Linked DNA regions of Mus musculus: all the other regions are linked to region 1. The links are chromatin loops, found by intact Hi-C in ENCODE. Cell type or tissue: heart. All regions are shown on one strand. Links, peaks and the distances in the headings refer to the core of each region. The heading gives the core; the rest is flanking DNA. Region 1 holds the start of Top3a (topoisomerase (DNA) III alpha). Region 2 holds the start of Alkbh5 (alkB homolog 5, RNA demethylase). Region 3 has its middle 2.6 kb from the start of Llgl1. Region 4 holds the start of Dhrs7b (dehydrogenase/reductase (SDR family) member 7B). Region 5 holds the start of Tmem11 (transmembrane protein 11). Region 6 holds the start of Flii (flightless I actin binding protein).

Region 1 (4,955 bases), core at 956-4,955:
ATTCCAGTTTAAAGAAAGAAAGAAAAAAAAAGTTTATGGCCAGCCTCCACTCCTAGCAACTTTATGGTCAACCTCAAGTCAGCTACATGAATGAGACTCTTAACACAAAAACTCCAACCCCCTAACAACATCAATAGTTAACAGCAGAGCGGGCTAACTGTGGTGGGCATGACAGAGCTAACAATGGTACTTGCTCTTTTAAAGAGACAAAAGTTGGGCTGGAGAGATGGCTCAGTGGTTAAGAGCACTGACTGCTCTTCTGAAGGTCCTGAGTTCAAATGCCAGCAACCATATGGTAGCTCACAACCATCTGTAATAAGATCTGACTCCCTCTTCTGAAGTGTCTGAAGACAACTACAGTGTATTCACATAATTAATAAATAAATCTTAAAAAAAATAAAGAGACAAAAGTTACCTTCTGGAACTAGACAGTATAATGGTCATACAACCCATACTTTACCACACTTAAGCTTGTACGACATTTCTTCCAAATTGAAACATGAATCTCCCCAAAAGCCAAGTTCCTGGAACTGAGATCAAAGTTCCAAGAAATAAATATTTAAGGATTGCAGAAGGCAGCAGGCCCAACTCCAGATACCCAGTGGTGGCAGAGACAACAGACCTGGCAGTCAGACCAAACTGCTTATCTAAGGAAAACAGCTAACTTCCTCATTCTGCCCCAAACAAATCCCTCTCACCCACTCCCTATCCTTAGCTACAAAAATCCCAGCCTGAAGCAAGAAATGTGTATTCTCTTGGACCCTGATCATTGAGTGCTGAGGTCCTGTGCCCTGGTCATGTCATAGTCAGAACTACAAACACCACATTTCTGGCATTAAATATCAATTGCTTTAGCTGTTTGAGCTCATCTAGTTTCTCATCTTTTATTTCTTCCTACAAACTTAACTCTTACTTATCCTTACAGAACAACACAAATCTCAAAATATGGCTGACCAGGGGGCACGATTGAACTCCAAAGCGACTGACCGCCTTTCATTCTCTACCTCACCCCCATTGTCTCTATATAACCTGCCAGCTGGAGACAAGCTGTCTTCTAGGGTTGCCAGCCCTCTGAATAAAATACAGTTTTAAAGACTCAATTCCAATCTACTCAATGGTATGGACAAAGCAGCAACAATCTCTTTTATTCCAGCTTTGGCAGTCTCATTACTGTAGATGCCTTCTAAGTGTTGTGATGGTACAGGATTCAGAAGCCCTGGCTTGGTCTACATAGTGAGTTCCAGGACAAACAGGACTACACCACAGAGGAACCTGTCTCCAAAAACCAACCAACTAGCCATCGAGAGAAAGAGAGGGGGTGGGGGAGAGGGAGAAAAGAATCCCCGGCCAAGTGTGTGCGTGTATGGGGGGCAGGGGGCGCTCCTTAAAAAAAGACATTTAAGGGGCTGGAGAGATGACTCAATAGTTAAGAGCACTTGCTGCTCTTTCAGAGTACTTAGGTTCGATTCCCATATCTCACATAGTGGCTCACAACCAGATCTGATACCCTTTCTGGCCTCGGTGGGCATGTGTCTGATACACAGGCATACATGTAGGGAAAACACCCATAGACATTAAAAAATAAAAGAGAGAGAGATCTAAGCAGTAGTTAGGCTGAATGTCAGTCTGTAACCCCAGTACTTAGAAGACAGAGGCAAACAGATCTCCATTGTTCAAGGCCAGCCTGATCTACTTAGCAAGTTCCAGGACAGCCAGGGCTACATCGTGAGACCCCTGTCTCCAAAACAGAAAAGAAAAAATTATTACTCAAAGACATTTTTAAGAGGTGAAGTAGTTAGGGGCCAGCGCCCACCTAACCTTGGCTCCCCCTTCCGGGTATTTTAAAACTGGAGGCAGAGGTCTGGAGATCCAACTGTTTGCAAAGAAAAGGGAACAGCTCCTAGGAAGGGCCTCCAGCTGAATGATAACGCAACAGTCCTTGGGGTTTTACCCTTCTCACCTCCGTTTTGTCAGGAGACAATCCTATCTTTCGTGTATCTTAGAATCAGTCTATAGGAGTAGTAATTGACTTCTCTAGTTCCTAAACCTAAGTGTTACCCCTAGGGTGCCACCACCCTAGTCACAGGGTCTGCAGAAGGCAGGGACAGGATTCCATAAGTAAGGCTTGAACGCCAAGATAAAGGAGTTGGTTACCGCTTTCCAATACTACTGAACTTGTGATTGACCAAGGAAGAGTTTTAAAATACACGTGTTCTCACACTCCAGACCCAAAGAAGGGAGAGCAATGCTCCACTGGTATGTGAGCCGAGCAGACAGATCCGGCGAGCAAAGGTCTATCAAAAGCGTGAAAAGGTTTTACATTTACAAAAAGCCTGAAGGCTAGGGAGAAACCGAGAAGTGAGGGCGGCCGGGAGGGGCCTCTCGCAAAATAGGCGGAGTCGCTTTCGCCCGGGCTCCCGGTACCCAACGCGCTGTCGGACTTTGTGGGCGTTCCTCAGGGAAGCAGAACCCAAGTGCTTCTTACCCGCCTCATACGCCCGTTGGACAGCAAGTCGGCGATCCCCTTGGCAGCGTCGTTTTTCTCCGCCACGCAGAGAACTTTTCGCACTCCTCGGAAGGCCACTTCCATGGCAGCGCGGGACAGGGCACGGCCTCCAGGCCGTCGGTGCCACTGAAACGCTAAGAGGGTGACCGGGAAGATCATTCCCTAGGTCCTGCTCCAGCAGCAACTCCACGGGTGCCCGTGCATGCTGGAGAACCCAGAGGAAAAGCCACGAGGAACTGTGAGAGCCACCTTAATAAATGCAGTTTTTCCAGGCAACTGCCGCCTCGATCAGAAACCCACACGTCCGAGTCTCGCTTAAACTCGCGCTCACAGACAACTTCCGCCCACTGCGCCACTAAGCAGCCTTGAACTACAACTCCCAGAATGCCTCATGCCCTGTGCACGTTCCTCCAACACCGTTTCTCCTCCTCCCTTCCACCCCACTGTATTCTACTTTCCTTTTCTTTATGACAATGGGTAGTTAACGGGACTTGTCCTCTGGAAGATCTGATTGGCAGGGCCTCTTAAAAGGCGCCACTAACTTGGAAGTCTGTGTGGGCGTTTCCGGGTCACGCGACGCTGATGCTGGGGAGTCATGTGATACCAAGATGGCGGTGCCGCGGTAGCTTCCCTGGGACAGTACGGTCCTAGGAGCGGCGACAGTTTCTGCCCTTAGGTCGTGGGGAGACTCATTTGACTGATTCTGCGGTAGCCCGTGGCGAGGATTAATGACACGATCAGAGCTGGGACTGTTGATGTCGCCGGTAGGTTCCGGGGAGTGCTGGTGACCTAGCTTCAGGAACCTTGCGCCGGCCCGGGCAAACGCTGGAGAATGGCCAGCCTCCGTCATCTGGACCTGCAGCTTTGGAGTTCATGAGGCTTGCCCAGGGCATCACAGGTCCCAAACCTTGAGAGTCTGCGGCAATTCGAGTTCTTCGTTGTGTGACAGGGCAGTTTAGGATCCCCGGAAGTGCAAAGAAGGCCGCAAGAACTTCGTTTTCGCATCCAGAGGCCTGACTCTCCCTCCGACCAACCCTACATTATTTTCCATTTCCTCTCAATGTGCTTGCCATATTTCAGGAAATATGATCAGCGCCCCTGATGTGGTGGCCTTCACCAAGGAAGATGAATACGAGGAAGAACCTTACAATGAGCCCGCTTTGCCTGAGGAGTACTCAGTCCCTCTCTTTCCTTATGCCAGCCAGGGGGCAAACCCCTGGTCTAAACTGTCTGGGGCCAAGTTCTCCAGGGACTTCATCCTCATTTCCGAGTTCTCTGAGCAGGTGGGACCCCAGCCCTTGCTTACCATCCCCAATGACACCAAAGTTTTTGGCACTTTTGATCTTAATTACTTCTCTTTGCGGATTATGTCGGTGGATTACCAGGCTTCATTCGTAGGCCATCCTCCCGGTTCTGCCTACCCCAAGTTGAACTTTGTGGAAGACTCTAAAGTGGTACTGGGAGACTCTAAGGAAGGGGCCTTTGCATATGTGCACCACCTCACCTTGTACGACCTGGAGGCCAGGGGCTTTGTGAGGCCCTTTTGTATGGCTTATATCTCCGCAGACCAGCATAAAATCATGCAGCAGTTCCAAGAGCTCTCGGCCGAATTTTCCAAAGCATCTGAGTGCTTGAAGATGGGCAACAGGAAGGCATTCGCTGGGGAACTTGAAAAAAAGCTGAAAGACTTGGATTACACAAGGACAGTGCTACACACAGAAACCGAGATCCAGAAGAAAGCCAACGACAAGGGTTTTTATTCTTCTCAGGCGATTGAGAAAGCCAATGAACTGGCCAATGTGGAGAAGTCCATCATCGAACATCAAGATTTGCTGAGGCAGATCCGCTCATACCCTCGTCAGAAGACGAAGATCCCTGACTTGCAGCCTGGTGATACAGAGCATACCCAGGATCAGGCTGACCAGGTATCCACTACCTCTAATCCTGAGGAGTCCGCTAATGCAGACCTTTATACCTGCAGACCGGCTTACACCCCCAAACTCATCAAAGCAAAGTCCACCAAGTGTTTTGACAAGAAGTTGAAGACCTTGGAGGAACTCTGTGACACTGAGTATTTCACTCAGACCCTGGCCCAGCTTAGCCACATTGAACACATGTTCAGAGGAGACCTGTGCTACCTCCTGACCAGTCAGATTGACAGAGTGCTTCGAAAACAACAGCCCATAACGAATTTCCTCTTTGAAGATTTTGTAGAGGTGGATGACAGGATGGAAAAGCAAGAGAATGTACCCTCTCAGCCCAGTCAGGACAGGCTGCCTCCCAAGCCTGTAGAAGAATGCCCCATTCCTAAAGTGTTAATTAGCGTTGGCTCTTACAAGTCCAGTGTGGAGTCTGTATTGATCAAGATGGAGCAGGAACTTGGCGATGAAGAGTACACGGGGGTGGAGGCAACAGAGGCACGCAGTTTTGACCCCCAAGAGAACCTGGA
Region 2 (4,955 bases), core at 516-4,515, 240 kb before region 1:
GAGGGGCAGGAGAGGATTGGGAGTGACAATGGAAATCACCAGGGTCATCTCTGGTGACTAGCTGGAGGCCTGGGACTGGAGACGATACGGGGAGTCTATGGGGTGACTCTAGCTGAGATTTCTACCAGAGGGGGATATAAAGTCTGAAGTGACTGCCTCCTGTAGCCAGGCAGGATTTTGTCTTGCCCACAAGATGTGCAGGGATAAAGATGAATCAGAGACTGAGGGAACAGCCAACCAATGATTGCTCCAACTGGAGAACCATTCCATGTGAGAGAGAGCTGGCCCAACACTACTAATGATACTTTGCTATGCTTGCAGACAGGAACCTAGTGTAACTGTCTCCTGATGAGGCTTCATCCAGCAGATGGAGGCAGATACAGAGACCCTCAGCCAAACATCATGAGGAGTCCAAGGAGTCTTGTGGAAGAGTTGGGGATAGAAGTGAGCAAGGAAGAGGGTTCAAAGACACCATGAGAAAAACCACAGCATCAACTAACCTGGGGCCATGGGGCTCACAGAGCCTGGGCCACCAACCAGGGAGCATACAGGAGCTGGACCTGGACCCTACACATTTGTAGCAAATGTGCAGCTTGGTCTTCATGTGGGTCCCCTAACAAGTGGAGTGGGAGCTGTCTGGGTCTGTTTCTTGCCCTTCCCCCTACCTGGACTGCCTGGTTAGGCCTCAGTGGGAGAGGATGTGCCTAGTTCTCCTGGGACTACATGTCCCAGGGTGGGGTGCTACCCAAGGCGGGGGCTACCCTTTCTCTGAAAAGAAGGGAAGTAGGCAGTGGAGGGAGGGATTTGTAAGGTTGGGACTTGGATGACAGAGGGGAGCTGTGTAGGGATGTAAAGGGGGGAAAAAGACAAATAAGTAAAATGTAAAAAACAAAAAAACAAAAACAAAAACCAGGGTCTTTAATCCCAACACTCGGGAGATAAAGGCAGTCGGATCTCTGTGAGCTCAAGGCCAGCCTGGTCTATAGATCAAGCTCCAGACAGCCAAGACTACACAGAGAACCTCTATCTTGAAAGAAACAAAACAAAACCAACACAAACCAACCAACCAACCAAACAAACAAATTTTACTATGTGCCATGCCCTGGATAAATGCTAACTCATTTAATCCCTAAAATATCCCAGTGAGGCTGGTATAATTATGAAATTGCTGCTGGAGTGCGGACAGTATTGGACTTGTGCAAGTGGCCTTGTGAAGTTCAACCCAGGCAGCCTGGCTTTTTCCCCACAGGATCTGGGCTTGACTAAAAAGCACAGTCAAGGAGAAAACACCCTGGGATTGGAGAGTTCAACCTATGGGATAGTCGCTTAAAAAAAAAAAAATCTTTTTCTGAGGCAGTCTATGTAGCCCTGGCTGGCCCTGAACTCCTGAGGTACATACACACACACACACAAAACTTAGTGCTGGGTTTAAAGGTGTGCACCGTACCCAAAGAGGGTCATTTTTGCCTGGGTGAGCAGAGCTGGGGACCTTAGCTATTAGGTGCATCTGGGTGCAGTGGTAAAGAGCTCCCGCCATGAAAGGCAGATCAGAGGCTTAGAGAGCTGGGCTCCTGAAAAGCTTCAATCTGCCCAGGCAAACTGCTCAGGTAAGAGACCCACCAGGTGTTCACACAGTACAGACCGGGCTCAAGTCCAGTTCAGCTGGCTTTGCCCTTCAGTCCATCTTCTACCTGCAGCTGCCCTTCCACCCTCTCTCTGTCACCTGGGCCCAAGGGGCTGCCCCGGGAATCCCCAGACCCATTTCCCTTTTGTCTGCCTGCTGTTTGGGAGAGAGGGTGGCCTGGATTCCCTAATTTCTTGGCTTTCCACTCCACAAACTTTTCCAAGTTACCACACAGTCCCCACTTTCCAACAGAGACTGCTGCCACCCTCAGTTTTCAGATTAGAAGACTGAGGTCTGGATGCTGTATCAGCAATCCTTCTGCTGCGTCATTCCATCCTCACAACCACCGTTCGAGGTAAGTACTGGTTCCTGGTTTTACACACCAGACTCTGGGATGCCTGGAAGACAAGGGGTGAGCTGTGTGACAGACACTGTAGATGGACAGGCATTACAGATGACAGACAGCATGGACAGCCAGGAGGGGCGGCGATATATGAAAATCTGACGGAGTATCAAAGACTGGAAAAGGGACTGGGAACCAGAAAAGGAAGCTGGAATTCATCTTGGGGAGGTTCAGAGCAGAACCTCTTTGCTATTCCTATTTGCTGGAGTGCCCAGGGACCTCCAGCACGGCTAAACCTTTGTTCAGGCTTTCTCCTCCGCTTCAGGATTTTTTATTGTTTGGGTTTGTTGTAGTTGTTTTGAGACAGAGGCTCGCTGTGTAGCCTAGGTTGGCATCCAATTTGTGAGCTATCCTCCAACCAGTCTCCAGAGTGCTGAGACGCATTTACCATCCCACTGTGCAATTTATTTATTTTCTGTCTGAAGAATATTTCCAATTTGGACCGATCCGTGGTAAATCTGCGCCCTTCAGACAGGAAAGCCTTTTTGTCGCCCCCTATAACAACGCCCAACCCCAGTAGGAACGTGACGTGCCCGTGCGCGTGCCCGCGGCTGCGCGACCCGTGGGCAGTCCCGGGACGTGACTTGTGGAACGTCCGCTTCGGGAAGCGATGGCGGCGGGAATGGGGTGTGGGTGCCCGGACCGCGCGCCTCCAGCTTTTGTTGTCCTGGCTTGCTCCACAGTTTGGGCCTGATGCTCTCCTGCCCGTAATTTTAACTTTCCACTGTTTCCGAAGCTTCACCGGAGTCCTGAGGGCTTTTCGTCGCCGAGAACTCCATTCAGGCACTTACTTAGCCACCCATTCACTCTTCAGGGGTCCTCGAGCTTCTGCCCGAAGCTAATTAAGTGATGGACGCAGTAGCCAAGGAGACTAGTTGATTGACAAGCATGATTTACCAACCGACTCTGGAAACTCCAGTCCGTGTTTGCCCAACGCGTGGCCGGCAGTCCAATTAAGAAAGTGGAAGCTCCAAAGGGGGCGGTCACGGGGCGGACTGGGTTGTGGCGATTCCCGAGGATTTGTGCGCTGGAAGCTGAGGCGTCTGCGGGCATCCGCACGATGCCGTGACGCGGCAGCGCTGTCCAGTGGACACCGCGAGCACACTCCGGCGGGTGGAGTCCCTCGGCCCCGGAGGCGGCTTGGCGTGCAGGCAAATTGTTGTTTTCGGGAGCTGTTCTCGAAGCTTTCCGCGGGTGGGGGGAGGGGCGGCGGCCGACGAGCGGGCCTCGTCTGCGCATGCGCCGGCCTCTCCGCCGACTGGGCGGCACGCACGCGCATGCTCAAAGTACGTGGAGTCTCGTGGCCGCCGGCAGTGCGCACGCGCGTCGAGAAGCCCGCTAAGGAGCGGCGCTGTCGGAGGTCGGGCGGGCTGGCGGTGACGTCGTGAGGAGAGCTTTAAAGTGCGGGCCGGGCCGGGCGTCTGAGGGTCCGACCGGGAGTCTGGCGGAGTCTTGGCCGAAGCCCTCCGCGGCATGAGGCGCTGCCGGCGCCTTTTTCCCTCAGGACGCGGAGAAGGTGGAGGAGGAGGAAGCCCCGCTGTAGCTGGTGCTGCATGACCGACCGCGGCTGAGGTTCGACCCCTTCCCGGCCCCTCTACGCCTACCCCTTTGGTCCCTTGAGCCACGCATGGGGGCCTGGCACTGAGGACCCTCGCTTCCCTTTCGGGTCCCTTTCGGGTCCCCTGAGAGCCATGCCGGACCGCCGCGGAGGACCCTAGAGTTGAGTTGGCGGGGGCCATGGCGGCCGCCAGCGGCTACACCGACCTGCGGGAGAAGCTCAAGTCCATGACGTCCCGGGACAACTACAAGGCGGGCAGTCGGGAGGCCGCCGCCGCTGCGGCCGCCGCCGTGGCTGCCGCTGCCGCTGCCGCGGCCGCCGCTGAGCCTTACCCGGCGTCCGGGACCACCAAGCGGAAATACCAGGAGGACTCGGACCCCGAGCGCAGCGACTACGAGGAGCATCAGTTGCAGAAGGAGGAAGAGGCGCGCAAGGTGAAGAGCGGCATCCGGCAGATCCGGCTCTTCAGTCAGGATGAGTGCTCCAAGATCGAGGCCCGCATCGATGAGGTGGTGTCCCGCGCCGAGAAGGGCCTGTACAACGAGCACACGGTGGACCGGGCCCCCCTGCGCAACAAGTACTTCTTCGGCGAGGGCTACACGTACGGGGCCCAGCTGCAGAAGCGCGGGCCGGGCCAGGAGCGCCTCTACCCGCCGGGCGACGTCGACGAGATCCCGGACTGGGTGCATCAGCTGGTGATCCAGAAGCTGGTGGAGCACCGCGTCATCCCCGAGGGCTTCGTCAACAGCGCGGTCATCAACGACTACCAGCCCGGCGGCTGCATCGTGTCCCACGTTGACCCCATCCACATCTTCGAGCGCCCCATCGTGTCCGTGTCTTTCTTCAGCGACTCGGCACTTTGCTTCGGCTGCAAGTTCCAGTTCAAGCCCATCCGGGTGTCGGAACCTGTGCTTTCTCTGCCGGTGCGCAGGGGGAGCGTGACTGTGCTCAGGTAACACACCTGGGAGGAGGGGCTGGCCCTGCACCCTGCCGCCTAAAAGTGTCCACCCGGTTCCGGGGAAGCCACAGCTGGCGGGAGCCGGTTCTTATTATGGTTCTGACTCGCCTTTTTTCTTTTTGCGTGCAAACCATAGGAAGCTTGTGTCTGAAACTCATAGCAGGATAAGACTAATGTGGAATTGTGTACCTGCAGGCAGGTTTGAAGTGGCCATAGTAGCTTATCTGAGAATTCATCTGAAAGCATCTTTCTGAAGACTAGCATAGGAGTTCGAGTTCTATGAATGTGGTCTCCTTGTCTTGCATTTTGTTTTATCGTTTTGGGGGTGGGGATGGGGTGAGGGTCTCAGGTCGCCCAGGCTAGCCTTCAACCTTCTACACAAAGGAGGATGATCTTGAATGTCTGATTCTCC
Region 3 (4,955 bases), core at 679-4,678, 80 kb before region 1:
CAGTCAAGGCTATACAGAGAAACTCTTGTCTTGAAAAACAACAACAACAACAACAACAAAAGAATTCTTCATGCCTAGTGTTGGGGCACATACCTTCTTTTAATCCCAGCACTCAAGAGGCAGAAGCTGAAAGAATTCTTTTAGTTTGTGGCCATCCAAAGGTACATGATAGAACCCTATCTCTAAAAATATAATGAAATATAACCAGACATTATTGCTCTAGTCTATAATCCCACCCCTTAGGGAGAAGGCAGAGGCAAGAGAAGTGCTGTGAGTTCTAAGGCTGTCAAGGCTACATGGCAAGAACCCATCTCAAAAAGAAAAAACAAACAAGTGGGCCTGTACCATACAGAATTCCACTTGCCTCTGCATCCCAAGACTGATCAGGGTCCAAGGTGTTCCACTGCACCCATCTAGATCCTCTCCCTCCCCTTTTTCCTCTCCCCTTCCCTCTCCTTCCCTCCCCTCCCCATCCTCCTCTTTTCCTCACCCTCACCCCATCTCTGGTACATTTTTGTTTGCTATGCCCTTAAGGTTAGCCTCAAATTCCTTTTTTTTAAAAAAAAAGATTTATTTATTTAATGGATTATGTAAGTACACTGTTGCCTTCTTCATACAAGAGGGCATCAGATCTCATTACAGATGGTTGTGAGCCACCACATGGTTGCTGGCAATTAAACCCAGGACCACTGTTCTCTTAACCTTTGAGCCATCTCTCCAGCCCAGCATCAAATTCCTGATTCAAGAGACCCTCCTGCTTCCACTTCCTAAGGACACAGGATAGAAGGCACTTACCACATCTTTTTCTTACCTTTTATAGAAATGTATTCAATTTAAAGAAAGTGCTTTCTAGCTCACAAATCAAGGCACAGCCCATTGTGATGGGGAAGACGAGGAAGTCAGAGCCTGGGCAGCTGGTTATGTTTGTGTTTCTAGTCAGAATATGAAGGCAATGAACATAGGCTTCTCAGATTTAAAAATCCACTAAAGAGGGGCTGCCTAGCTGGCTTAATGGTCAATAGCACTGGCTGCTCTTCCAGAGAGGTACTGAGTTCAATTCCCAGCAACCAGGTATTAGTCAGGGTTCTCTAGAGTCACAGAACTTATGGCTTAGCCTCTATATAGTAAAAGAAGTTGTTGATAACTTACAGTCTGCAGTCCAACTCCCAAGAATGATCAGCCGCAGCTGTGAATGGAAGTCCAAGGATCTAGCAGTTGCTCAGTCCAACAAGGCAAGCAGGCGAAGAAGAGTGAGAGAGAGAGTGAGCCTTCTTTTTTCCAATATCCTTATATGGCCTCCAGCAGAAGGTGTAGCCCAGCTTATAGGTGTGTGCCACCACACCTTTAATCCCAGATGACCTTGAACTCGGAGCTCTCACTGTCTTAATCTTCTGGAATTCATAGCCACTCTGCCTCAAGATCTCCATACCAAGATCCGGGTCAGAAACTTCTCTCTCCCAGCCTCCAGATTTGAATCACTGGGGAGCCTTCCAATTCTGGATTGTAGTTCATTCCAGATACAGTCAAGTTGACAACCAGGAATAGCCACTACAAACAACATGGTGGCTTATGACCATCTATAAGGGCATCTGTCTGATGCCCTCTTCTAGCATGCAGGTGTAGAACAATGCACCCATACATCAGAAAGAAAGAGTGAGGATAGGGGGACATTTAAAAAAAAAAAAAAGATTTAGTTATTTATTATGGATAGTGTTCTACCTGCATGTATCCTGTGGGCCAGAAGAGGGCACCTGATGTCATTACAGATGGTTGTGAGCCACCATATGGTTGCTGGTACTTGAAAGCAGGACCTCTGGAAAAGCAGTTTTCTTAACCTCTGAGCCATCTCTTCAGCCCAAGATATATATATATATATTTTTTTTTTCTGAGACAGGGTTTCTCTGTGTAGCCCTCGCTGTCCTGGAACTCACTTTGTAGACCAGGCTGGCCTTGAACTCAGAAATCTACCTGCCTCAGCCTCCCAAGAACTGGGATTAAAGGCGTGTGCCACCACTGCATATCCAAGAACATTAAAAAAAACAAAAACAAAAACAAAAACAAAAAACTTACTAAAGTTAAAATTGGCCAGCATTTAGGTAAATTAGCCCCGTCTGTTCTACAGAATGAGTTCCAGCCAGAGCAGCCAGGGCTACACAGAGAAACCCTGCCACCAGAGAAACAAACAATAAGACACCAAAACTCAAAATCTATTTTTAAAAATTGGGATTGTACTGGCTAATTTTATGTCAACTGAACACAAAAGTTCTCTGAAAGGAAGAAATTTCATTGAGAAAAAAAATGCAGTCGGGCAGTGGTGGCACATGCCTTTAATCCCAGCACTTGGGAGACAGAGGCAGGTGGATTTCTGAGTTCCAGGCCAGCCTGGTTTACAAAGTGAGTTCCAGAACAGCCACGGCTACACAGAGAAACCCTGTCTCAAAAAAATGAAACAAACAAACAAACAAAAATCAACCTTACTTTTTATGTATTTTTAAATTTTTTTTATTTTATATGTATTTAGTGAGTGCTCTATCTGCTTTTGGTAGATGGTTGTGAGCCACCATGTGGATGCTGGGAATTAAACTCCGATCCTCTGGAAGAGCAGTCAGTGCTCTTAACCTTTGAACCATCTCTCCAGCCCATCATTTTTTATTTTTATTTTTTACATTTCTCTATTCATTTTTATGTATATGAGTACACCGTCACTGTCTTCAAACACCAGAAGAGGGTATTAGATCCCATTACAGATGGTTCTGAGCCACTGTGTGTATTCTGGGAATTGAACTCAGGACCTCTGGAAGAACAGCCAGTGCCTTTATTCTCTGATCCATCTCTCCAGCACGGCTTTTTTTGTTTTGTTTTTAAATATTCATTTGCTGGGTGATGATGGAGCACTCCTTTAATCCCAGCACTTGGGAGGCAGAGGCAGGCAGATTTCTGAGTTCAAGGCCATCCTGGTCTACAAAGTGAGTTCCAGGACAGCCAGGGCTATACACAGAGGAACCCTGTCTCAAAAAAAAAAAAAAAAAAAAAGATATAAAAGATATATTTATTTAATGTATGAGTGCTCCACCTGCATTTTCACTTACATGCCAGAAGAGGGCATCAGATCACATTATAGACATAGATGGTTTTGAGCAGCCAAATGGTTACTTGCAATTGATCTCAGGACCTCAAAGAGCATCCTGTATTCCTGTGTTCCTTACTGCTGAGCCATCTCTCCAGCCTTAAAAGTCATTCCTTTTCTTTTTCTTTTTTTTTAAAGGCGTGTGCCACCACTTCCCCGCAAAGATCTATTTATTTATTATATATAAGTACACTGTGTCTTCAGGCACACCAAAAGAGGACATCTGATCTCATGAGCCACCATGTGGTTGCTGGGATCTGAACTCAAGACCTCTGGAAGAGCAGTCAGTGCTCTTAACCACTGAGCCATCTCTCTAGCCCCTTAAAAGTCATTCTTTTTTGTTGTTGTTTTGTTTTTTGAGACAGGGTTTCTCTGTGTAGCCTTGGCTGTCCTGGAACTCACTCTGGAGGCCAGGCTGACCTCGAACTCAGAAATCTGCCTGCTTCTGCCTCCCAAGTGCTGGGATTAAAGGCGTATGCCACCACTGCCCGGTAAAAGTCATTCTTATTGGCTATCAAACAACAGAAGTTATTTGTTGCTGTTTTGTTGTCTGGTGTTTGGGGTTTTTTGTTTGTTTGTTTTGTTTTTGTGACTGCAGTGTAAAATTTCTGGGGATTGGTTACTTGGGTAACCTAATAAACTTTTACTGCAGAGATGAGGGTAGAGAAAGCTGGTGCTGAGGTAGAGCATGTCCTGAGCATTTGCAAGGTTGAAATCCAACATGGGGTAGCACAAGGACTGTAGCCTAGGCCTCTGAGTTGCTTCTGATCATGACTTGTGTGGGGCTGATCTTGGTCTGTGTTGGCTGCCACTGTTTCTTCCTCTGTGCATCTGGGGTGATATCACTTTAAAATTGTGTGGTATCTGTGCCTCTCTCAGTGAGCTCTTAAAATCATTAAGCGTGTTGAGATCAGGAGGGGCCCTTTGCTGTCTAGCCAACCACTTTAGCTACAGCTCGGGAAAGAGCTGTGAGTCCTGAGCCCCAACTCCCAGGGCGGGTTGAGCAACGCTGGTCGTGGGCAGTTTGGAGGTAGCTAGGTCCCTGTTGCTGCAGTGCAGCTGCCTGAGGGTTAAGGGTCAACGCCTCCTCTCTTGACAAAGATGGGAGGACAGGGGCTTGGCCCGCTTAAACTCCTGGGATCTCTCCCAACACTGAGTCCCTCAGCTAGCAGGAAAAGGTTCAGCCTAGAGGCCATTGTCCAGAAGAGAAAAGTCTCGGGAGGTGGGTGGGACAGGAAGAAAGCGGGGGCGGGGCGCAGCTTTGTTCTCGGAGTTCCCTGTAGGGATGGGGGAAACAAGGGGAGAAGCTGTATCCAGCCCGCTCCTGTTCAGCCCTACGTGCCTGCCACCTCCTGCAGCCCTCCGCCCCTTTTCTTTGCCTCGCGTCCCTCTCAAGGATCTTCTGAGCCGGTGCAAACCGAAGTTCTTTGTGTTGGGTCATGAATAATAACTCTCAAGGAATTGAGATTTTCTTTTTTTTTTTTGAGACATAGTTTTACAATGTAGCTTTTGACTGGCCTGGAACTCAGAGAGATCTGCCTGCCTCTGCTTGCCACCTGATTGCCAGAATTAAAGTTATGCACAACCATCGCGGGCTCCTAGAGAGGGGTTCTTCGATAATAGTTGAGACAAAAAGCGTGGTGTGGAATACACACCGGAGGAATAGGCAAAGTAGTGATCCGTGAAAACTGGCCACACAAACTAGATAACAACGGCAAAGATGGGGGAAGTGGGACCGGGAGGGGCTAGAGAATTGTCCCTGGAATTATTAGAATGTTGTTAGCTCAGTCGTGAGTGGAAAACAACCTTTAGCAAACCACAGCCCAGC
Region 4 (4,955 bases), core at 457-4,456, 51 kb after region 1:
GTAGCTGTCTTCAGACACTCCAGAAGAGGGCGCCAGATCTCGTTACAGATAGCTGGACAAATGTTGCTGGGATTTGAACTCAGGACCTTCGGAAGAACAGTCAGTGCTCTTAACTGCTGAGCCAACTCTCCAGCCCACTGTTTGTTTGTTTGTTTGTTTGTTTGAGACAGAGTTTCTTTGTATAGCCCTGGCTGTCCCGGAATTCACTCTGTAGACCAAGCTGGCCTTGAATTCAGAAATCTGCCTACCTCTGCCTCCCAACTGCTGAGATTAAAGGCGTGCGCCACCACTGCTCCTCTCTCCTTGATTCCTTAGGTAGGAATCGAGAGTGGAAGGCAGAAGATCAGCCTTCTTGGCTTGTTCTACTTGTTCCAATAATTTTCATCCAGTAGAAAGAATCTCTGTGTACTATATGGAAGCATCACCTGTCAATAAAAGGCTGATTGACCAATGAGCTGAGTCAGGAACAAGGAGGTGGGAGTTCCAGTAGGGAGGGAGAAACTCTGGGATAGAGTCAGGTGCAAGAGGAGATTCGCCCTAACTCTCAGGAGACAGGCACATGAAACTGAGAAGAGGTAACCAGCCATGTGGATCTCACAGAATAGAATACACAGGTTAATTAAGTTATGAGCCCAGGGTTAGTTAAGGAATGAGCCAAAGCTTGTGGCTTAGGCATTCAGATATAATTAAGTCTCAGAGTCATTATTTCAGGAAGTGGTGTACTGGTAGAAAAGCCTGTGGTTACATCACCCTGGGTTTTGTAGGACATGCTAAGAAACATCTACTCACCCCTCAGGGTCACAATGACAAATCAAAGTTTGATTCCACCAAGGTACACTTGAGGGGAACCAATGAATAGGCTTGCTAATAGGACCAACAGAGCAATTGGTCCGGGATTAAAGGCAAGAGGATTGGTGACCTTAATGCTGATATGGAAAGATCTGTACCCTGCAGGGATGATGGTTAACCCATGGCCCCATAACTGGAGCTCCCCCTCTTGGTTCTTACATACCTAGATACTCTAGCCCCTCCTTCCAGGCTCCAAGGGAAGAACTGCATATAACTTGGTGGAAGGGTAGCTGGATACTCAGGTGAGGGTTCCATGGCTTTTCCCACCCCCTCCTTTATGAATGGTCAGTTTCGAGCAGGCCCAGATGAACTCCTGAAGATGGGAGCTCAGAGGATCATCCAGTACATTGTCGCTTCTTACTGAATAGGAGCATAAAGCTAAGTAGGGCAGAACTAATCTCTCTCATTCTGTCCGTAAAGCTGTTACATCTCCTGGGAGCTCACTAGAGAATGTGATCACTAATCTTGTTTGCCTGCTTGAATACATCTGAAATTAACTGGGACCCAAACTGCTAGGCACCCTTGTGAGGGATTTTCCTTAATCAGGTTATTTGAAACAGGAAGACCCACTCTAAATCAAGACCACACCTTCTAGTGGCAACCCAGATAAAAGAACGTGGAAGAAGAAAGCTTTGGTTTGCTTCCTGCTTGCCCTTACTCTTGCTGGCAAGTGCATCTGTGCTGTTTCTAGGGCTGGTGCTAAGTCCAACTTCTTTAGGATTCCAATGTAGACTGAATGCCAGCAGCTCTCTGGGACTCCACCAAGTACTTCAGAACCACACTGAGACTGCTGATCTGCTGATACAGCCAGCCTCATGGACTGAGGACTGAGTGAACTAGCAGACTTTGGCTTTTCCACAGTGAGAAAGACTTTGTAGGGCTACCTGGACTGTATCCTGTAAGGTACTCTAATAAAATGCACACACACACACACACACACACACACACACACACACACACACTCACACCCCATCCATATATATATTCTATCAATTCTATCTATCTATCTATCTATCTATCTATCTATCTATCTATCTATCTATCTCATTTTGTTTTATATCTATATATAAACTATTGAGCTTTGTTCCTTTGGAGAACCCTAACTGATAGAATATCCATGAAACTTCTTAGCTTGCTGATCCAGGACCAAGCAGATATTTCCCTGTCACCTGAGTCTCCTTTCTTTGTTGTTCCCAATGGCAGCTGCTGTTGAAGGACTCAGAAATAGATATATTGTTTAAGCTTATTGAGGAGAAGAGGTCCAAAGCCAGCAAGATAGTGAGGAAGAGGCACCTGAGGGAGAGGAGAGGCACCATCTAAAAGTTATCTATCGGGGGTGGGGAGGGTCTAGATGAATGGCTCAGTAGTTAAGAGCACTGGCTGCTCTTCCAGAGGACCCAGTTTAAATTCCCAGTACCCACAAGGCAGCTCACATTCACCTATAACTCCAGTATCAGTATATCTGATAACCTCTTCTAGAGATTCTGGGAACTTGGCACACAATTAGTACATAAACATATATGTAGGTGAGGCAGCCATACATATAAAGATTTTAAAAGAAAAAGGTTGACCTGGAGACAGCTCAGTGGTTAAGAGCAGTGGCTGTTCTTCCAGAGGTCTTGAGGTCAATTCCGAGCAACCACATGGTGGCTCACAACCATCTGTAATGGGGATCTGATGCCCTCTTCTGGTGTGTCTGAAGAGAAGGACAGTGTACTCACATACATAAAATAAATAAATCTTTTTTAAAAATTGTACAAAATTCTCAAAGGACTAATAAAAATATAAAAAATGTTAAAAAAGAAAAAAGTTCAGTTTCTTATTAAAAACATATGCTTTTCAATTTTCATTCTTGTGCTACGGATAAAACTGAGTGCATTGCATATGCTTACAAGTACTCTAACATTGTGCTATATATTCTAGCCCAAAGCTAGTGCTTTTTGACAGAAACCTGGACTTCTAAGTACCTTAAGAGTCTGAATCCTATTTCCATTTTCCATTTAAGCTGGCTTCCTTGGACAATACTTTGGCAGGATAATCTTATGCCTTTTTGCTATTGGCAGATGGATGTGGAAGTCTGTAAATTCCACTTGTCCTTCACTGACACCTAGAGGAACTCTTTGTTACTATTTGGTACAAATGGAAGTCCAGACTTCTAATAAGTCTCCATTGACACTGGGAGGGGAAAGAGTGTTTAGTTATTGCTCTCTGCATGGCCTCTTTTCACACGTGGGAAGTGGTCTTGTCAGTGAGGGATGGAATTCCGACTCAACTCTCTACTTGGCTTCAGCTTACACAGAGAAGGGTGTGTGTCTGTGTGACTCCTTACACTTAAGTGGGGGTGGAAAGAGGAGGCTAGAGAGAATGGAGGAGAGTATGCCCAAAGTACATTATAAACTTGCATGAAATATCTTTATGCAAGCTCCTCTCATCTACAATAAACAGTCAATAATGAACATACAATAAATTTGCTGAGCAATAGTGGCTCATGCCCTTAATCCCATCACTCAGAAGGCAGAGGCAGGCAGATCTCTGAGGCCAGCCTGGTCTACAGGGTAAATTCCAGGACAACTGGGACTACACAGAGAGACCCTGTCTTGAAAAACTAAGATAATAATTTTTTCTGCAAACTTTGTATCTTTTGAAATAAAATTTATTTCCAGCTATATGTATTACAAATTGTATTGCTTATACACTCTCTTGTGTTGTTGACGTTGTTGTTATAATTATTATCTTGAGACAAGGTCTCTCTCTGTAGTCCTGGGTGTCCTGAAACTCGCGATGTAGACCAGGCTAGTCTTGAACTCACAGCACTTGGAAGGCAGAGGCTGGCAGATCTCTGTGAGTTCGAGGTCAGCCTGGTGTAAAGAACGAGTTCCAAGACAGCCAAGGCTACATAAAGAAAGCACTGGTCTCAAAAACCCAAAAAGAGGCGGGGTGAGGGGGAGAAAGAAAGAAAGAAAAAGAATAAAGAAAGTTCCTAGACTTAGCACTATTAATAGTATTAATATTACATGTAATAGTGACATATATGTATGTATATATATGTATATATGTACACATATGTATTTATGTATATATGTATGTATGTATATAATGTATGTATGTAATATATATATATACATATATATATATATATATATATATATATATATATATATATAATAGTAATACTAGAATAGTACGTTCCTAGTTGTGTTAAATGTGGCTCCTTGTTGGAAGGAAAAGTGACTACTTATGTGTAGGTCTGTTTCTAACCTCCTTAAAAAACAAAAACAAAAACCGAGCCCCCTCTCCCCATCTTTGTAACAACATCACATCGCCGTTTATAATAATCTTGGCAACTGTAGCATTTATTTTTGCTTTTTGAAGCAGTGTCATGCAGCCTAGCCCAAAGGGGACCTTGTATTCCTGAGCTGCCTCCCTTCATTTCTCAAGTACTCGGATAACAGCCATATGCCATCAAACTCAGCTTTGCAGAGCAAGTTCAGTTTTTTCTGAAAACCGATGGAACCCAAACCACTACTTAGAATTTTCCTCCGGAAGATTTACGGTATAGGACTTAAGCAGACTGACGTCATTTAGACCGCAAAGGCTAAACTCTACCTCTGTTGGGCGCATCTTCAGAGCGCATGTGCTTCCCGAGTATTGTGATTGGACGGAACCAAGCTGCATTTCGTCAATTCCGAGGCGGGAGCATGAAGTTGATTGACCATGATCTCTCCGTCCTTTAGGTAAAGGCTAGGGATGTTGCAACCTCTTGGTGAGTGGAAATGAGGACGGTGTCCTGTCTAAAGCGGAGGCGCGGGGTACATCTGCTTTAAGTGACTGAGTGAGGCTGAGCACGTTCTGGGGAGGCTGTGGATCCTGATAGCTTCCGGTTCCCCGCGGCGCCCCACAGTGAAGGAAGCAGGGTTCAGGCACTCCGCCCCGGCACGCTCATCGCGGAGATCACCTGGTCTCTGTGTGTGCGTTTCAGGGTCTGGAGCCTAGAGCGCGCAAGGTCGCGTGTGCATAGCTACTGTGGCATGACCCCAGTGGCACTCCTGCCCGGGGATGGTTAGGAGATCTGGGTTTTCGGAAAGGGCGAGCAAGATTCTGACTTT
Region 5 (4,955 bases), core at 465-4,464, 100 kb after region 1:
AGAACCTTCAATTCCTGGGCAAAGGTCACAACCTGAACACCTACAGGACCCAGGACGATAACCTTACCTAGTTAAGACTTCAGTGAGAAACAAGCACCAGTGGCTCTGAGGAGAACCACTCCCTATCTAGCTTCACAGTGAGTTCTGTCTGCATTGGACTTAAACTCCCTTAAAGGCTGCTGCAGCACAACCAGCAAGGCCTGGACTAAACTATGGGCGGTTGGTTGACAAACTGCTTTTAATTAATATCTGTTTCAAGACAAAGGAAAAATTCTCCATTTTCTTAGGTAGGCTAGCAAGACTCCTGTCTCACACTTGAGGCATGCATGTTTGGCCCTTTCAGTCTGTGTCCAAGAACAAGAGTATGGCAGGGTGCAGTAGCCCAAACCTTTATTCCCAGTGCTTGGGAGGCAGAGGTAGGCGGGCCTCTGTGAGGTCAAGGCCAGCCTGGTCTATAGAGTGAGTTTCAGAACAGCCAGAGAGAGCTACACAGTAACTCTAATGACTCTACACACGTGGCTCTAAAAACAAGCAAACAGAAATATTAGGAAAGTTCTTCCCTTCTGTTGGGCTGAAATTAAAATCCTGAAAGCATCCTTAGGGATTTAAGGACTCGGAAAACAAGATAACCTCTCTGGCTGTTCTTATCTAAGAAATAAGTGGGAGTTAGGGAAAAAACAAACAAACAAACAAACAAACAAACACTCCTCGCCACTGCTTTTCCATGTCACAGTAAACGCAGAACGGATTATTTAGCATAACCGAACTCAGGAGTAAAACTGGCTACCACTTCTGCCAAGCAGGAAGACTAGTGTGGGATGGAAAAGCTGTCGTATGCAATAGCAAGAAACATGGGATGCGTCAGTCAAAAAGGAACAACGCAGATTAGTTGAGACACAACTTTTATGGTTGACAGTACTCATTGGAAACGGAGGGGAAAAAGTCAAACTTTGCTTTTTTTTTTTTTCTTTTCCTTTTTCTGACATCCACAGTAAAATGCGGAGGACTTAGCAAGACCGACTGGGCAGGTTAATCCAGTAGCGCCACCGATATACACCCACCTCCCCAAACTTCTTATCGTTGAACAGCTTCTAGTAACCTATTAGCTAAAAATAATTCCCAGAAGGAAAAGGCTACAAGTTCAACCCGAAACACGTCAACTACTCTTGTCATCCGGAAATCACTGGAAGAAACAAAACCCCTAGCGCCCCCAAACGCATTCAGTAGGAAAGGTCACTACAAAGGACTTAGGGCAGAAGTGCTCGAAGAGAACCCTCAAAAAGTGGCGACGATTGCTCGCTCACAAGGCGGCCAGGCTCAGGCTCTTGGAGGCGCGCCCGGCACGCTGCCGCTCTCAGCAAACGCCCCTATAAAGCACACGGCGCCGCGAGCCTCTACCCTCCTCCTCTCCCCGGAGCCCATCCACGCCACACCGGGCGCCCAGGCCGAGCGGGCCACGTGCGCGAGCCAGCGGCCCGGAGCCCACAGGACGCTCGGTAGGACAGCGTGGCGGCCCTCGCAGCTACTCACCCTGGCTCACCGCCCACCCGGCTGCGGGTCGCCGCCCCTCCGAGTCGCGCTCCCCTCGCTCCTGGCCGTCGCGCCGCCCCGCTCCTCCCACACCTAAGCCCCCGCGGACTGGGCCCCGCGCGTGGCGGGCACACGATCCGGAGTCGCGCGTGGCACAGAGGCTTCGCCGGCTCTGCGGTCGACCTTCGCCCGCGGTCGCGAGCCCAGCTTACCTCTCTCGGGAGCCGCCGCCGCCCGGACCCAGACGCCTCCTTCCCCACGCGGCCATCTTGGAGACTCTCGGTTCGTCGGGGGCTGGAGCCGACGCGGCTCAGGGCGCGCGGGAGCCGAAGGGAAACGTAGTCCCGTGAGCCGCGCGGACGAGGTGGGAGGTTGCGAGAAGGACTACACTGCCCACAATACCTCACGCCGGAAGCCTGCTGTAAGCTGCCGCGCGCAAGAGGGCGAGGGGGTGGGATCCGCCTTAGGAAAGAGTCTTCAAGTCGCAAAGTGCGAGTCGCTGCGCCCACCGCCTGGACGTCCTTGGGCTCCCAGAACGAGTGGCTGAAGGAGAGCGGAAAGAAAGCGCCTACCACTCCCAGAGCGCTTCGCGCGACGATCCCGCCCTCACAGCCTGAGAGGCCCAACCCTTGGCCTCGGCCCTGTTGCCCTTCACCGTGGCTTCGGCCGCTGGGGGCCTGAGTCCCCCAGTTCTCACACTTTACAATGACTTGAGCAGCTTAACCTTTCTCCTTTCCCATCTGCAGACCAGAACTCGTGCACCTTCAGTCCGAAGGTTACCTCTGCCTCCGCGGCGTCAACTGCCCCCCTCTCCTGACCGGAACTTGCCCGGCTGACAAATCCAGAGATTTTGAAGGTCTGTAGATGTGCTTGCCCTAAAACGCCTTTTCCTCCCAGTCAGGTTTTATGCTTGTCTGGTTTCTATAAAGTTCCTGGTTTTCAAATTGAATATGCAACTCCGCCTCCGATTGCCAAACTCGTAACACATGCAAGTGTGGCAAAAGAATAGGGATGTGTAGAGAGACGTCAAGAATAAGGTATGAGGGGGCTGCGGAGATTGTTCAGTACTTAAGAGCACTAACGGCTCTTTCAGGGGACTGTGGATCAGTTTCTGGCACGTGGTAGCTAACAACAGTCAGCTATTGCAGTAACGTCTGACGCCCTCTTCTGGCCTTACGACCACAGCACACGTGTAGTGCACAAAACACCCAGACACAATCAATCAATCAATCAATGCCAGTTGATAGTGCCTGGGATCCCTTCCTTGCCTGGATTACTCAATAACAAACAGCATGCAAGAGAAAAACTTGGCCTGGAGAAGGCAGGTAATGGCTAAGGACTTCAGGTTATGCATTCTTCCAGATCACTAGCCCATTCCCTACCTGAGTGTCTTTGTAAATTTTTTTTTTTTAAGTAAATTGCCTCTATTGCTAACTATGCATCTCTGATACAATTCTTTGTCCTGAGACACAAGAACCTAGGAACTTATGTAGGTGGTCCCTGTGACTCAGCCAGGAGGTAAAAATCTATGTTTTCTCTCCCATTTCCCCCTTCCTTAACTACACTCTACTACCCAGGAACATCTGTGAGAAAGCTCTCAGCTCTTTAGGAACCTGATAAAAGTGCAGGGGTGACGGGCAGTGGTGGCGCACGCCTTTAATCCCAGCACTTGGGAGGCAGAGGCAGGTGGATTTCTGAGTTCGAGGCCAGCCTGGTCTACAGAGTGAGTTCCAGGACAGCCACGGCTACAGAGAAACCCTGTCTCAAACAAACAAACAAAACAAAACAAAACAAAAAAGGTGCAGGGGCGTGTTCTCTTTCCCATTACCCTATAGCCACTGCCTAGGGGATGTCTGAACCCTTTTCTCAGCCCTACTGCAGTATGAGCAAAAAACAATGTGTACTGACCAGGGACTGCCAAGCCCACATTTAAGCTGGGAAGCAGCTAGCCAGGAGGGTCTGCCTTTACTGGGAGTCCTCAAGGATCTAGTGTTCTGGTGCCAAGTCAGAGACATGGTGGATCCCACCGGGGATCTATGTCCCTGTCTTAGATTTATTTCTTGTTGCTGTGATAAAAATACACAAGCCACTTAAGGGAGAAGAGGATTTATTTGGCCTACACTTCAGGTCATAGTCTGCGGTGGTTTTAATAACGGTCCCCATAGGCGCATATATTTAAATGTTTGATTCCCAATTGTACTGTTTAGGAAGAATGAGGAGGTCTGGCTTTTATTGTTGAAGGTGAGTCACCGGGAATGGGTTTGAGGTTTCAAAAGCCCATGCCAGGCCCTGTTCTTCTTTCTGCCTGGTGATTGTTTCAAAATATAAGCTCTTGGTGACTACTCCAACACCTGCCTGTCTGCAGCCATACTCCCCACCATAATGGTCATGAATTCACCCTCTGAAAGTGCAAACAAGCCTCTAATCAAATGCTTTCTTTTCTGAGTTTAACTGTTCATGGTGTCTGATCACCTCAATAGAAACATAACTGACAGTCATGACATCATGGCAGGGAAGTCAGAGCAGTAGGAATGTGAGAGCGCTGTCACTACATCCACAGTAAAGAGCACAGGTTGGGCTGGAGAGATAGCTCAGCGGTTAAGAGCATTGACCGCTCTTCCAGAGGTCCTAAGTTCAATTCCCAGCAACTACATGGTGGCTCACAACCATCTGTAAAGGGATCTGATGCCCTCTTCTGGTGTGTCTGGAAACAGCTACAGTGTATTCATATAAATAAAACAAATCTTTTAAAAAAGAGCGAGAGTGCAGGATGTATTAATGTGTGCTCATACCCAGTTCTTTCTCTTTCTCTGCTTGTGTATAGTTCAGGGTCTCTTGCCTCCCATAGTGGGTAGGTTTGTGTAAAGTTGGCAACACAAAACAACCTTATCACTTATAAATTTGACAAACACTGCTTTAAGCCATAACCGTAAACTTTCACTCCTCCTTCTCCAAATCTCAGGCTTATCTCATAATATAAAAAAACAATTCAACTTTTAAAATCCCAACAAAGTCCAAAGTCAATCCCAGTACTTGGGAGGTAGAGGCAGGCAGGCATATCTCTGACTTTGAGGCTAGCCTGTTTTACAGAATGAGTTCCAGGACAGCCAAGGCTACACAGAGAAACCCTGTCTTGAAAAACCACAAAATAAAAGTCCAAAGTCTTAACAGTGAGCTATAATAATAATAGAAATCATATACTGATAGAGAATAAACATTTCCCTTTCAAAATGGAAAGATCGGTGCATATTAAGGACCAAAACAAAACAAAAATTCAGCAGTGCAAACACCAAGTCCCCAAGCTCTATCTATACTATCTGGGGCTAAGCACACCTTTAATCTCAGCACTTGGGAGGCAGAGGCAGGCGGTTCTGAGTTTGAGGCCAGCCTGGTCTACAGAGTGAGTTCCAGGACAGCCAGGGCTA
Region 6 (4,955 bases), core at 578-4,577, 51 kb before region 1:
TGCTTTGTCACAACAGAAAAGTAACTAAGCCAGTTAAGTGGCAAAGCCCTGGTTTAGAGTCAGGGAGCCCAAGTCCAGATCCTGGACTCTGAACATCTTGGGGTTCTGGCCCTGTGAAGGATAATCCTAACTGAAGCCTGTAAGGCTGGCAAGGGCCTGATTTTCAAGCTACCTTCTAGGCCCAGTCACACCAGCTACACTGCTGTCTGGGGGTGACTTTTGTGTGGCTAGAGTCTTTACCTATGTGGTAGGTTAGAAGCACACTAGACACACTAATGTGGCCTAGTACTGTGTTCTGCCTACACTGCTGTGTTCACAGCCATCCAGAGAGGTGGTGGGTTTTGAAATGTCCTCTCTTTTCTCTCAGAAAGTTCTCCCATTCATATGAGCTCTCTTGCAGCAACACGGGCACAGAGGGGAGGAGGGTGGAGACACTGGCCCGCGCCTGACCCTACCGCAGCCCAGGCGAACACTCACCCGAAGCGAAGGCAGGCTAGACAGTTCGCCGTGAAGCGTGGTCAGATGGTTGTGGCTCACAGACAGGTGCTCCTGGACAGGACAAGAGTCAAAGGTTCAGGTGGGGACCTAAGGTATCCAGCCCCTGCCTGCAGCCCTGTAACTGCACCATCTGGGAAGGCCATCCCAACAGTCCCCTCTCCTTTACACACCATCACCTGCCTTGCATACCTCCCAGGTGGATGTGCCCCCACACACACACCATCAGCTTCACCCACAGCTATTTCTGTTTTCTCTTGATTCCACTCCCCTTTTTTGCAGAGTATGCCAACCTGGCCTAGCCCCTAGGATAGGACCCTCCCCGCGCCCCGCCGCCTACATCCCTTACCAGCTTCTGCAGAGCCGCAAGTTCTTCAGGCAGGTAGCAGAGGCCTGTGCGATTCAGCTTTAGCCATCGCAGGCTGGTCATAGCCTTAACATTCTCAGGGAAGTAGCCACCCTGGGGGGTGGGGAGGAAACAGGAGGGTGAGGACAGTCTAGGAGATGAGTGCCTCCTCTCATCACCTTCTGTGGTCCCTAGAGAACATTTCTCTTTCTTACTCACAGAATGGCACTAAACGAAAGCTCCCAAAGGACAAACATCCTGGCCCAAACGTGTCTCTCCAGCTGGAGTCTGTCCCTGGTGTGTTTCAAGGGTTCCTCAGCATTCCACTGTGCTTAGTGGAACTCACATTGCTTTGCCTGGGGTTCCAAGGCAGTTTGGCTGTCTGGGATTGCACTAAGAGCCCAGCTCCCCAATGTTCCTTGAACAGTGTCATTCATTCATTCATTCATTCCTCACATGCAATGCCCACTTCAGCATCCCTGGCCTTTTTGTTTGTTGTTTTTCAAGACAGGGTTTCTTGGGGCTGGAGAGATAGCTCAGTGGTTAAGAGCACTGACTGTTTTTATGAAGGTCCTGAGTTCAAATTCTAGCAACCACATGGTGGCTTACAATCATCTGTAATGACATCTGACACCCTCTACTGGTGTGTCTGAAGACAGATACAGTGTACTTACATATAAATAATAAATAATTATTTTTTTAAATTAAAGACAGGGTTTCTCTGTGTGTAGCCTTGGCTGTCCTGGAACTCACTCTGTAGACCAGGCTGGCCTCAGACTCACAGAGATCCACCTGCCTCTGCCTCCTGAATGCTGGAATTAAAGGTCTGTGCCACCACACCAGCCTAAGGTTTTGTCCCCCTGTAACTCCCAATTACAGGGTTTCTCTGTGTAGTCCCTGCTGTCCTGGAACTCATTTTGTGTCCAGGCTGGCCTCTAACTCAGAGATCTGCCTGCCTCTGCCTCCCCAGTGTTGGAATTAAAGGCATTTGCCACTCCCTCCAGGCTACTCCTGGCAGTTTTGACATCTGAGCAGCATGAAGCTCAATTGCCTTTTGCTACTGTAACACCTCTTCTTCCAGTCACGTTCCCTAAGGTAACTCAGACGTTCCCAGTGGAGAGAGAATAGAGACCACAAGTGAGGATGGTGGGTATGTAGACAGGATGAAGTGATGCCCACAGTGTACGGGATCCAACATGTGTCCGTGTGCAGGTGAACACGGGAGGAGCCCACCTCCTCCTGCATCCCCCAATCTGATATCTAAAGGACTCGACCAGGCGGTGGAGAAGGTCCAGGCTTCTGAGCTGTCCTTCGGGGCCAGCTTTTCTCTCTTTGGGCCTGGGTCTAGCCGGCACATTTTTTTTTTCTTCAAGTCAAGACAGGGTTTCTCGATATAGCTATGGCTGTCCGGGAACTTGCTTTTAAGAGCAGGCTGACCACGAAGTCAAAGATCCACCTGCCTCCGCCTCCCAAGAGCTGGAATTAGAGGCGTGCACCACCACGCCCATAGCCTGGCTCTTTATAGTCAAGAACCAGGGCTGCTGGCTGCTTGTCCCCCTAGTCTAGCAGTTGAACAGACTTGCCGCCTAGGACCTGGCGCACCTGTCACACTCCTTACTAACAGATCTCTTTCCATTACACGCCACCAAACGGGCTGTTCCTGAGCCCCTAGGACTGGAGAGAACCCCGAGTTCGCGGAGGGAGAAGTGACGTCCCGAGACCACAGTGTGGGGCGGTGGCTGGCTAGGGCGTATTCCCTCGGTGGCATGGGGTCCGGTTCGCGGCCTGAGGGCTCAAATCCCGCGCGGCCCCAGACCCCCGGAGCCCCCGCCCAGGTCTTCCGCCCCGGGCGGGGCAGGCCCGGGAAGACTCGCGGAGGCCCGCCCGCCCCGCCCGCCGGTCCCGGAAGCGCAGAGGAAGCGGCCCGGGGAGACGGCCTAGGGGTCGCCTTTCCCCTTCTCCCCCAGCTAACCTTGAAGTCGTTGCCGCTGAGGTCCACGCCGCGCACGAACGGCAGCACCCCGGTGGCCTCCATGGTGGCGCAGCTCTCTTACGGGCAGGGAGGACGCGGGGCGGCCGAGAGCCGCGGGCTGGGTCAGCGCCGGCCCCGCCCCTTTAACCCGCGCGCGCCGCCTCCCGGCCGCGGCCTCTGCGGGAAGTGCTGCTAGGCGACTCCCAGAGCTGCGAGGCCTCCCTGGGACCAGAGTTCTGGGGAGGCCTGTAGGGGTCCCGCTGGAGATGATCAACACTTCCAGTCTCCTGTCGGAACGTGGAGGGTGGGGTCCAGGCACTGTCGCTTGGGCTGCTGTAGCCTCTGGGGCTGGCCGTGACCCAGGAGTGATGGTGGTAACAACGTCAGGGACACAGGCAGTTTGTGTGTGAGGGATCAGTGGTGGTGGTGGTGGTGGTAGTGGTGAGACTTCCGGGGCTTTGGGACCTAATCCTTCAGCTTCAGGACTCAACTTTGATCATGTGTAACACGGTCCCCAAAGTTGCCAGAGTACTCACATGTGGCAGCTTAGAGAGCAGGCTGCACAAACACTCACAATTCTCCCTTGGCATCAGGACTCCAGTCACCATTCTTTATTGATTTGTTTTGTGCTCTAGATCAGTGTATATCTCCTGGGCCAAGCTCTTAGTGGCCATCTTGCCCTGGCCAGCATACAGTAGGTTTCCCATAAACAGACACAGCTGTTCTATGGAAGTCCAGGGTCTGGCATCCCGGGTTTCAGGAGGGAAGAGACTGATAGAGTTCCCACGACAGATGGCAGAGCTCTTTTCCCATTATGTGTCAGGCAGGCCAAACGGAAATGGAACCACCAGGCACTCTAACAGGGGCGAACTTGAGAGGCAGAATGTGGGCCTTTGGGCTAACTGCAGTTTTGTCTGCCTGGCCCACCAAGGGACCATGAGCTCAGACTCCACACTGAGGCTCTCATTACAAGTACACACAAGGTCAGATGTGAGACTAAGTACGACTGCTGAGAATTCGATGTCAGTTGTGGCTTTAGTGTGAGGCCCTTTCTCAAGAAACAAAACACCCGAAAGTAAGTAAACTAGACAAGCCCCTGAATGATTGTCACACTCACCACCTCCCCCGCCCCCCTTGCGCTATCAATATAACCTTGCGCCTTTAAATCCGGAGTATGCTTGTGGTTTCCGCCCCAGACGGTCCCGGGGCGTGCCTGGCGATCATTGGCTGAGCTGCTCCGTTTTGAGCACGTGTGCGCAGGAGTTGTGCGCTCGGATTGGAGCGAAGGCCTGCTTATCCAGCGTGCCTTTCGGGTCACTTGCCGCCTCGGGCCTCGGCGTTCGGTTCCCGGGGTTTGAACGTTCCATTCCTAGGCGAGTCCTGGGCCTCCAGGGTCCTACTCGCCCTGTCCTTGGGTCCATGCGCTGACGCTCGGACGCAGGTACGGCTACAGCGCACCGGGTGGCCCGGTGTCTCCCAGCACTGGGCGTGGCGCGCATCCCGGGGCAGGTGGGGGCGTGGCCTGCGGTCACTGCGGTGGGAGGGAGGACTTGGGAACTGAAGAGCAGAGTTCGAATCCCAGCGGTGCCTCTTCCCGACTTGGGTATTGCACACGATTTCCAGGGCCACAGTGACTTCGCTCTTGAATAGAGTCTAAGAGCCTATTTGGTTACACGTTTCTGCTCAGTCATGATCAGAAGCAATCAGCTTTGGCCAGAATGTAAGAACAGGTGAAGTTCAGGCTGTCAAGAGTCGGGTTATTTTGTTATTTTTGTTTTGTTTTGAATAGAGGCTCTATTATGTAACTCTGGCTATCCTCCAACTCAGTGTGTAGACCAGGCTTGCCTTGACTGCCTCTGCCTCTTCAGTGCTGAAATTAAAGGCCTGCACCACCACATAGGGCCTAAGTGGGTTATATTTAGTCACCTATTTTATTCCTTTCTTACTGGAGTTTGAATACAAGACCCCTCTAGGTGTAGGGCTGAGTCCCACTTTAGACAGGTGATGGAATGCAAGCCCCTTCCATTTGCAGAGTGGCTTACTGCTCTGAGGGCAGTGGTGGGCAGTAACAGAGCAGAGCTGTTTCTGAGCTTGGAGTAGGCTCCCTGGCTGCCCTTTGACCTTACCAGGCTCGAGGACAGG

What was found. Peaks named below come from ENCODE experiments on the same cell type or tissue, not always from the same donor. Only the 100,000 strongest peaks of a DNase experiment are listed, where the experiment ranks them.
Region 2: a loop joins it to region 1, with 9 times the contacts of the local background. A loop is called at or near these places in 2 of 42 quality-filtered maps.
Region 3: a loop joins it to region 1, with 6 times the contacts of the local background. A loop is called at or near these places in 17 of 42 quality-filtered maps.
Region 4: it touches region 1 in a loop (4-fold over the local background); 7 of 42 quality-filtered maps call a loop at or near these places.
Region 5: it touches region 1 in a loop (5-fold over the local background); 8 of 42 quality-filtered maps call a loop at or near these places.
Region 6: it touches region 1 in a loop (6-fold over the local background); 12 of 42 quality-filtered maps call a loop at or near these places.

Annotation. Positions count from the first base shown.
Region 1 is chr11:60,774,437-60,779,391 of GRCm38, forward strand. Top3a (topoisomerase (DNA) III alpha) reads right to left here and starts at 2,929. Exons shown (of 19, transcript NM_009410.3): 1 at 2,486-2,929. The coding sequence starts at 2,665. Smcr8 (Smith-Magenis syndrome chromosome region, candidate 8 homolog (human)) reads left to right here and starts at 3,089. Exons shown (of 2, transcript NM_001085440.1): 1 at 3,089-4,955. The coding sequence starts at 3,592. In heart, for the core only: no CTCF peak of the experiment used is centred there; DNase peaks (open chromatin) are centred at 2,485 and 3,005; H3K4me3 peaks cover 3,466 bases; H3K27ac peaks cover 2,863 bases.
Region 2 is chr11:60,534,659-60,539,613 of GRCm38, forward strand. It overlaps Alkbh5 (alkB homolog 5, RNA demethylase), which reads left to right and starts at 3,025. Exons shown (of 4, transcript NM_172943.4): 1 at 3,025-4,537. The coding sequence starts at 3,765. In heart, for the core only: a CTCF peak has its summit at 2,516; DNase peaks (open chromatin) are centred at 2,603, 2,983, 3,323, 4,233 and 3 weaker places; H3K4me3 peaks cover 3,165 bases; H3K27ac peaks cover 3,467 bases.
Region 3 is chr11:60,694,625-60,699,579 of GRCm38, forward strand. No RefSeq gene overlaps it. Among named protein-coding and RNA genes, the nearest start is that of Llgl1, 2.6 kb to the right of the region's middle. In heart, for the core only: CTCF peaks have their summits at 1,746 (motif pointing right) and 3,096 (motif pointing right); a DNase peak (open chromatin) is centred at 4,347; H3K4me3 peaks cover 797 bases; H3K27ac peaks cover 990 bases.
Region 4 is chr11:60,826,149-60,831,103 of GRCm38, forward strand. Dhrs7b (dehydrogenase/reductase (SDR family) member 7B) reads left to right here and starts at 4,483. Exons shown (of 7, transcript NM_145428.2): 1 at 4,483-4,583. The coding sequence starts at 4,564. In heart, for the core only: a CTCF peak has its summit at 2,953; no DNase peak of the experiment used is centred there; H3K4me3 peaks cover 425 bases; H3K27ac peaks cover 352 bases.
Region 5 is chr11:60,876,971-60,881,925 of GRCm38, forward strand. Tmem11 (transmembrane protein 11) reads right to left here and starts at 2,068. Exons shown (of 2, transcript NM_173453.3): 1 at 1,743-2,068. The coding sequence starts at 1,798. In heart, for the core only: CTCF peaks have their summits at 1,225, 1,997, 2,710 (motif pointing left) and 4,253 (motif pointing left); DNase peaks (open chromatin) are centred at 1,931 and 2,741; H3K4me3 peaks cover 2,732 bases; H3K27ac peaks cover 2,431 bases.
Region 6 is chr11:60,724,314-60,729,268 of GRCm38, forward strand. Flii (flightless I actin binding protein) reads right to left here and starts at 2,950. Exons shown (of 30, transcript NM_022009.2): 1 at 2,814-2,950; 2 at 845-955; 3 at 478-549. The coding sequence starts at 2,876. Mief2 (mitochondrial elongation factor 2) reads left to right here and starts at 4,085. Exons shown (of 4, transcript NM_001009927.2): 1 at 4,085-4,254. Mir5100 (microRNA 5100) reads left to right here and starts at 4,350; the gene lies at 4,350-4,413. In heart, for the core only: a CTCF peak has its summit at 2,975; DNase peaks (open chromatin) are centred at 2,948 and 4,098; H3K4me3 peaks cover 2,779 bases; H3K27ac peaks cover 2,351 bases.